2 separate regions of the Homo sapiens genome follow, and region 1 is linked to region 2. Evidence: chromatin contacts called from ENCODE Hi-C or POLR2A ChIA-PET data. All regions are on one chromosome and are shown on one strand. Each heading gives the region's core, a stretch centred on a gene start or an enhancer-like site at or near the end of the contact. The rest is flanking DNA. Distances are from core to core; before and after follow the strand shown.

Region 1 (3,934 bases), core at 1,056-3,555, 190 kb before region 2:
CTTCTGGGAGGACCCTATTGTCTGCCCCGTGACTTGGGGGTAGGGGGATGGGGAAAGAGTGGGAGAGAGACTCTGTTTGGAGATATGCTCTTTTAACTCCGATGCATTTAACTTTGTAAGGGGAGTGTGTGTGCACACCGGTCTCTGCATCTGCATATGGCTCTTTGTGTACATGCATCTATCTTTGTGAAGGTGTGTGCCACTGTGTGCCCATTGCTGTCCATGGTCTGTAACTGCATTTGTAGGAGTCTGTACGTTCATGTGCATCTGTCTCTCTGGGTATATGTATACACAAATATGTCTTTGTTGCTCGTGCCCATCTGTGTATGCATGCATGCTCTTGTGTGGCCAGTGTGCCTGCCTTTGCCTCCCAGCCAGCATGGGTATCTGTGTATCTTGGCATCAGTACCACCTCCATATGTATACACATCTCGTGTGTAGATAGAATACATGGTCTAAGTGTGGGGGGAGGTATGTATGTATGTGCCTTGATGTCTAAACCTGCCACTATCCATGGGTGATATGGGCCTCAGGTTGTGTGTCTCTGTGCTCGTGTGTGTGTGTCTGTCTGTCTGTCTTTTCCCATTATGGCAAAATAGCAGGATGTGGTTTTCCCAGATCTTCTCCCTTGGTGGCAGCCAGGGTGATGTTATTTCATAAGATTTCTGCTCTGTGCCCTGCCCCAGCCTCGGTTGGACCTTTGGGGGCAGCCTCTTCTTCTGTACTGGTCTGGCTTGCTCATACCTCTGACCACACCCCACCCTCTTGAGGCAGTTAGCTAATGAGCCATGGCTGCTCCAAGACACTTAAGGTGGCTGTTCCGCAGCAAAATGCCATCCAAGAAGACCTACCCCCAACCTGACCCTTTCAGGGTGCAGAATTCTAGACCTGAGGGCTGTGTGGTGCCACTCGGGGGCAGCTGTGGGGGCTGCAACATCTCCCTTCATTTGAGTGTAGCCAGGAGTCAGGCGGCCACACGTGTGTGTGCATGTGATTCGCGCTCCATCCCAGCAGCTCTGGGGCTGGGGTTCACAGTGAATGTCAGAGGCAGACGGTGGGTGGCACAGAGCAGTGCTGCATGGAGGATGCTGGGGCAGAGGAGTTCCCAGCAGCCACTGGTGGGGCTGGGACCTCAAATCAACATGCACCCTAGGCCTTTTGCAGAAGAGCAGCGTACCCAATTGTGAGGGGACTGGAAGGCATTTCTGGGTGACTTTGTGCTGTCTGGAAGGGGAGACTGGGTCATTGTCTGGACATGCCCTTGATCCACAGCAGCAGGCCAGCCCCCTCTCTGAATGGCCTCCACACCTAGCACCTCATTTGGTCTTCAGACCCATTTCTGTCCTGCCCTAGCCTCCTCCCCAAGTTGTAATTCCCACTTTACAGATGAGGAAACAGGCTCATAGCTAAGTGTCCAGTCCAAGGCCTCAGAGTTAAATATAACTGGAGCTCCATCCCAGGCCTCTGGACTCCACACCTCCACGTCTGCACATTCCTCTTGCAGGGAAGCTCCTCAATTCACCTCTCAGAGTAACGCAGACCGGGATGAGGGTCGGCTGTGTATCAGAGTTTTAGAAAAAGGTCACGCCAACCTCCCTCCCTCTTCCCCACTCTGTCAACCCCACTGCAAATAACTCACTAGGCTAAAACAATAAGCTTCCCAGTTCCAACTCCTCCGGAGGAGGCTTCCCACCAGGTGGGAAGGTCAAAATCCCCAGCATTCCCCTAGAGCCATCCAGCATCAGGCACTGCCCCCACCCACCCCAATTCTTCATGAACCTGCAGCGACCTGTCAACTTCCAGAGGAATCCTTGCTCTGCCATCCCACGGCCTGGAGTGCCCTTCCCCTAGTAAAAGTTCACTTACCCAGAATGCTGCGAACCCTAATTGACCCGCCCTGCAGACCTTCAGCTGGTCGCCCGCTCCTTCGTGATCCCAAAGCACTTGCTTCCAAACTCTCAGAACACTTTGCAGCCTCTACCGCGCTCTACCTGTCTGTGGCTTAGGCTGTGAGCCCCTCGAGGAACCCCGGATACATGCGCGGACCGAATGAACCCCGGCACCGCGCTGCCTGCGGTCTAGCCTCTGGCTCCTGCTGCCGCGCGTGGGGCGGCAGGGGCTGGGGGGTGGGGCCGGGGCCGGGCTGAGCGCGCTGGGCGGGAGGCGCCGCAGGTGGGCGCGGCCAGGTGAGCCCCGGGGGCGCCGCCCGCCCTGCCCGGGACCCTGGCCGGCGCTGGCTGCTGGCGCCTCTTCGCCCCCGTTGCCGCTAGTGGCTGCTGTCGCTCCGTGGAGCCCAAGGAGACCGCGGCCAGAGCGTCCACCGCCCAAGATGGTGGCTCCTGTGTCTCCGTGAGTGCGAGCGGACGGGGCGGGGGCGCCAGGCCGGGCTGGACGCCCCCTCCCGGAGCGGGCGGGACGGGCGGGCGGAGGCTCAGTGCCTCTGCGGGACCCACCGAGGGCTCTGTCACCGCGCGCCCCCCAGAGGAAGTTCCTCAGCCCTCCCCGTCCCAGCCCCCGGGAGGATGCGTGAGAAGAGGTGCAGGGGAGCCCCTTCTCACCAGGGCTGTCAGAGCAGGGGGCGCCCGGCCCTGTCTGCTGAGTGCTGGACTTCTCTTAGTGGGGTCCCAAAGCAAGGGGCCCCCAGGAGCCCGGGGAGGAGGCTCGGGACCCACATTCTGGGGCCACATGAATACTGTTTGAGGCTTACATGCCTTGGGGTCCTTGTCAAGTTGTTCCTGCTCCCATCCGGCTGGTCAGGGTGTGGAGAGAAATGAGAGGAGACCTGTGTCTGCAGCAAGTGTGCCCTCCTGGTCAGCCTTGGTCACAACTGGACCCATGGAGTTTTGTTTACACCTCACTCCACTCAGCCTGTTTCCTTGAGGTTGAGGTGGGGAGAATGTCAATGGAATTTGACCTGTTTATAGCAGCTCTGTCCAATAGAACTTTCTGGGATGATGTAAATGTGCTGTCCAATGCAATAGCCACTAGCCACATTGGCTACTAAGCACTTGAAAAGTGCCTAGTGTGAGCTGAATGCTAATGTTTTATTTAATTCTAAGTAATTTAAACAGCTGCATTTACAATAGCTGCAGTGGCCAGTGGCTGCTGTGTTGGACAGAGCCGTTTTAGAATCTCCACCTTCCTGGGCTCTACCTACCTGCCTTTTGTTCTGCAGAATGGGCAGGATAGGCAGCTTCGATGTACATGGAAAGGATCTGACAAAATTCCAGAAGGGCATCACCTTGCTTTTGCACCCCTCTGCCCCCATTCTGAGATCCTGTGCATAGTGGGCTGGGCAAGGTCATAGAATCACAGGATCTTGGGAGGAAAGGATGTCAAAGGCAGCTGTTTTAATCACCTAAAAGGTGCCCAAGGGCTGGCTCCACTGCCCTCTCTGCCTGGGAACCTGCTCTTTCTTATTCACTGCCCAACTGTGTGGTGCACTTGCTGGGTGTCAGGCACTGTACCCATCTCTGGGATTCAGACATGAAGAAGTTAGTTACCTTTCCTGCCCTCAGGGAACGTGCATGAGAAGGGGGGTGGAGAGAGGATGAAGCAAGAGAACTACACAGATAGAAGCAGAGATTTGTAATCTGTGGAGCATGGAATGGAGAGAACAAACAGGGAGCAATGACAGAAAAGAAGGGACTTCCTGGGAATGGATGGTTAAGCTAAGGCCAAAGGGGAAATGAAACAGGCCAGGTAAAGCATTGGGAGGGCAGCTGGGAATATTCTGGAAGAAGGGACAGCACGGGCAAAGGACCCGGGGGATGGGAACCTGGCACTCTGGAGGAACCCAGAGAGAAGGGTGGTGTTACTAGGAAGGAAGGGAGACACAAGTGGCCACCAGAGAGGTCAGTAGCCCTGGGCATTTGGCAGACCTCAAAGGAATTCTGGCACTGGCCTTAGAGGAGTGGGTGGTTGTGGAGGGGTC
Region 2 (4,060 bases), core at 86-2,585:
TCCAGCCTCCCAAGTAGCTGGGACTACAGGAGCATGCCACCACTCCAGGCTAACTTTTGTATTTTTTGTGGAGATAAGGTTCTGCTGTATTTCCCAGGCTCTTCTGGAACTCATGGACTCAAGCAATCCATCCTCCTTGGCCTCCCAAAGTGCTGTTACAGGCGTGAGCCACTGTGCCTGGCCTGGCCTGAACTGTACTAATAGTTTCAGTATATATGGTTTTAAAAATGCTCATCTACGGTCAGGCGTGGTGGCTCATGCCTGTAATCCCAGCACTTTGGGAGGCTGAGGCGGGTGGATCACGAGGTCAGCAGATCGAGACCATCCTGGCTAACACGGTGAAACCCCGTCTCTATTAAAAATACAAAAACTTAGCCAGGCATGGTGGCGGGCGCCTGTAGTCCCAGCTACTCCGGAGGCTGAGGCAGGAGAATGGCGTGAACCCGGGAGGCGGAGGTTGCAGTGAGCCGAGACCCGCGCCACTGCACTCCAGCCTGGGCGACAGAGCGAGACTCCGTCTCAAAAAAAAAAAAAAAAAAAAAATTAGCCTGGAGTGGTGGCGGGCGCCTGTAGTCCCAGCTACTCGGGAGGCTGAGGCACAAGAATCGCTTGAACCCGGGCGGCGGAGGTTGCAATAAGCGAAGAGCGCGCCACTGCACTCCAGCCTGGGCGACAGAGCGAGACTCCGTCTCAAAAAAAAAAAAAAAAAAAAAATTAGCCTGGAGTGGTGGCGGGCGCCTGTAGTCCCAGCTACTCGGGAGGCTGAGGCACAAGAATCGCTTGAACCCGGGCAGCGGAGGTTGCAATAAGCGAAGAGCGCGCCACTGCACTCCAGCCTGGGCGACAGAGCGAGACTCCGTCTCAAAAAAAAAAAAAACAAAAAACCCAAAACAAAACAAAAACAAAAAGAAACAAAAAAAAAAACGGATAACGAGTAACTCATTCATCCCTCATCCACTTAGCTGGGGCTAGATCTTATAAAAATCCTGTATTGCCACTCAAGGCTTTAACAACAGGTGATGGTCTAAGGTGGCTTTACTCGACAAAATGACTGCAGAGAGCATGCTACCCACTAAGGAAAGGAAGCGAGCCATACTCGCACCGACGCCCTGGGGGTAGGCCTGGGGCGAAGTCTTCTGGACTGGGCGACTGTTACTGACGGACCTCACCAAGGCAGGCAGAGCTGCTGGAGGCGAGGCGGCGCTGCTGGAGGCGAGGCGGCGCTGCTGGAGGCGAGGCGGCGCTGCTGGAGGCGAGGCGGCGCATGTGCGGCCGGCGGGCGACCTGGCCCCGCCCCGCGCGCACTATTTAATCCCAGAATCCCTCTGTGTCGTACCAACAGCCGCATCGTTCCGAGGCTGTGGAGGCCGGGCGCAGCGGCGTCAAGATGGCGGCTGCGGCAGTGGCGGCGGCGGCGGCGGCGGCCGCGGCTGCATCTCTTCAGGTACTGGAGATGGAGAGCATGGAGACGGCCGCCGCCGGCTCGGCAGGACTGGCCGCCGAGGTCCGAGGCAGCGGCACGGTGGACTTCGGGCCTGGGCCGGGGATCTCTGCAATGGAGGCGAGCGGGGGCGATCCGGGCCCAGAAGCCGAGGATTTCGAGTGCAGCTCTCACTGCTCAGAGCTGTCCTGGCGGCAGAACGAGCAGCGGCGCCAGGGCCTCTTCTGCGACATTACCCTGTGCTTCGGCGGGGCTGGAGGCCGCGAGTTCCGGGCCCACCGCTCGGTACTGGCTGCCGCCACCGAGTACTTCACGCCCCTGCTCTCGGGCCAGTTTTCCGAGTCCCGCTCGGGACGGGTGGAGATGCGCAAGTGGAGCTCCGAGCCGGGGCCCGAACCCGACACAGTGGAAGCCGTAATCGAGTACATGTACACCGGGCGCATCCGCGTCAGCACGGGCAGCGTGCACGAGGTGCTGGAGTTGGCCGACAGGTAGGCGAGGGAGGCGGGAGCGCGGAGGGCGGCGGGCGCGGAGAGGGGGAGATGCTCGCTGGCGGAGGGGAGGGCAGTGCCTGCCACGGCAGCTCGCGAGTCCTGAGTGAATGCATTGGTTTCACACTCGCTGAGCGCCTGCTTGGGGGCAGCCACCGCGGTGGGCGAGGAGGATGCACCATCAGGTCCGGCGAGGGCGCCCCGCGCCCAAGGAGCTCAGATACTAGGTGATGGGACAAAAGTGATGAAAAGGAAAGTCAGTATGTGGTAACTGTTGTGCTGACGTTCAAAAGGAATGAAAGGCTAGGGATTGAATAAAGATCTTTCTGAAGAGGTGAAGTTTAGATCGACCTCTGAATGTCAAAAAATAACTGACCGTGCAAAGATGGGGAATGAATATTCCAGACAGCGCAAACGCCCTCAGGCAGGATCCAGTTTGGCTTAGAGAAGAGAATTAAAATATAGTCCAGTGAGGCTGGATCTAGTGGATGAAGGGGAGAAGGATGCGTGAGATGCGTTGGAATAAGGAGTTTGGATTTCACTAAGTGTGATAGGAAGCTGGGTAAAGAAATAGCTCATTTAAATATTTTAATATTATTCTGCCACTGTGTTAAACGGATTGTAGGGAGCAGGAATGCTCCAGAGACTGGTTAGAAGGCAGGTAATACCGTTTATAGAGATGGAGAGGCGTTTGTTTTGGCAATTATCATCTTACAGATACATTAACAAAAATGCCTATTGAGCGCCTATTACGCATCAGCTCAGATGCGGGATTCTAAGGTGCTAGGGTTTCAGCAGTGATCAAAACAGACAAAAGTCCTTTTCCTTATCGCACTTAGGTTGGTAGATGGACGGTAAATAAGTAAAATGTATAGCCTGTTGGATGATTGTTAAATGTATAGCCTGTTGGATGATTGTCATCACTGATGAAAAATAAAGCATGGGGGGAGTACATAGAAACTGCTGGGGGAGAGGAAGTGTTTTCCAAATTGGGTGGATAGAGAATGCCCTATGAAGAAGACGTTTTGCTAAGAACCGAAGGAGGTAAGGTAGACTGTGTCAGGTAGGGGACACAGGTACAGAGGCTCTGAGGTGGAGCTTGTATGTTAGAGAACAGTGGGGAGCCAGTGTGGCTGTATCAAAGGGATGCAGGATGAGAGGAACAGGAGAAGCCCCAGGATGGTAATGGGCAGGGATCCAGATCCCGTAGGGCCTTGATGGCCTGTGGAAGGACATGAGCTTTTACTCTGATTGAAATGGGAAGGTTTGGGGCAGAGGAATGATGCAGTCTGATTTGATGAATAGTGCTGTGCTGAAAAAAGGATGTGGCGGCCAGGCGCGGTGGCCCACGCCTGTAATCTCAGCACTTTGAGAGGCCGAGGTGGGTGGATGCTTGAGGTCAGGAGTTCGAGACCAGCCTGGCCAACATTGTGAAACCCCTGTCTCTACTAAACGTACAAAAATTAGCCGGGCGTGGTGGTGTGCCTGTAATCCCAGCTGTTGGGGAGGCTGAGACACAAGAATCGCTTGAGCCTGGGAGGTGGGAGGCTGAGGTTGCAGTAAGCTGAGATTGCGCCGCTCTACTCCAGCCTGGCGGACAGAACAAGACTCTGTCTCAAAAAAAAAAAAAAAAAAGAACAAAGGATGTGGCATTGGGGAGGAGGGGGCACCAAGGGCAGACGCAGAGAGACTAGTGTAGGAGGTTGTGGCAGTGGTGGTGGAGGCTTCGATTGAGGAGGGAGAAGTAAAGGTGATGAGAACTGCTCTGGTTCCAGATATATTTTGAAAGTGGATGAGATGAATTTGCTGATGGATTTGACGTGGGGTATAAGGGAAAAGACTGCTACCTTTTTGACCCAAGCAATGGGAAGGATGGAATTATTAAGATGTGGAAGATTGCAGAAGAGCCTGTTTGGGAGTAAGATCAGGAGTTTTTGGATTTGGTTAAGGAGATCCCTGGGAAGTGCATGGGAGCTAGAGATACAGATTGGGGAAAATTACCGTATAAATGGTAACTAAAGCCTTGGGGCTGGATGGTATTACTTAAGGAGTATACATAGAAAAGGGGCAGCGGGGAGAGAGTAGGCAAGACTGAGCCCTGGGGTTCTCTAGAATGTAAAATAGCCGG

The links. A loop is a pair of places that touch in the nucleus more often than their neighbours do. ChIA-PET counts read pairs that join two places held with the same protein, here RNA polymerase II (POLR2A). Pooled maps may share reads with other maps.
Region 1: a pooled map shows a loop between it and region 2 (3-fold over the local background). The contact joins the promoter of C17orf113 here to the promoter of KLHL11 in region 2. A Hi-C loop is called at or near these places in 2 of 50 pooled maps. POLR2A ChIA-PET finds 5 or more read pairs at or near these places in 4 of 52 experiments (GM12878, HEK293, activated CD4-positive, alpha-beta T cell and 1 more).

Annotation. Positions count from the first base shown.
Region 1 is chr17:42,048,972-42,052,905 of GRCh38, reverse strand. It overlaps C17orf113 (chromosome 17 open reading frame 113), which reads left to right and starts at 2,305. Exons shown (of 3, transcript NM_001358661.2): 1 at 2,305-2,349. All of the region lies in intron 2 of ZNF385C (zinc finger protein 385C), which reads left to right. RefSeq lists an enhancer at 1,026-1,527 and silencers at 2,147-2,216, 2,297-2,496.
Region 2 is chr17:41,862,698-41,866,757 of GRCh38, reverse strand. It overlaps KLHL11 (kelch like family member 11), which reads left to right and starts at 1,335. Exons shown (of 2, transcript NM_018143.3): 1 at 1,335-1,932. The coding sequence starts at 1,388. RefSeq lists enhancers at 150-650, 651-1,151, 2,895-3,404 and a silencer at 1,185-1,374.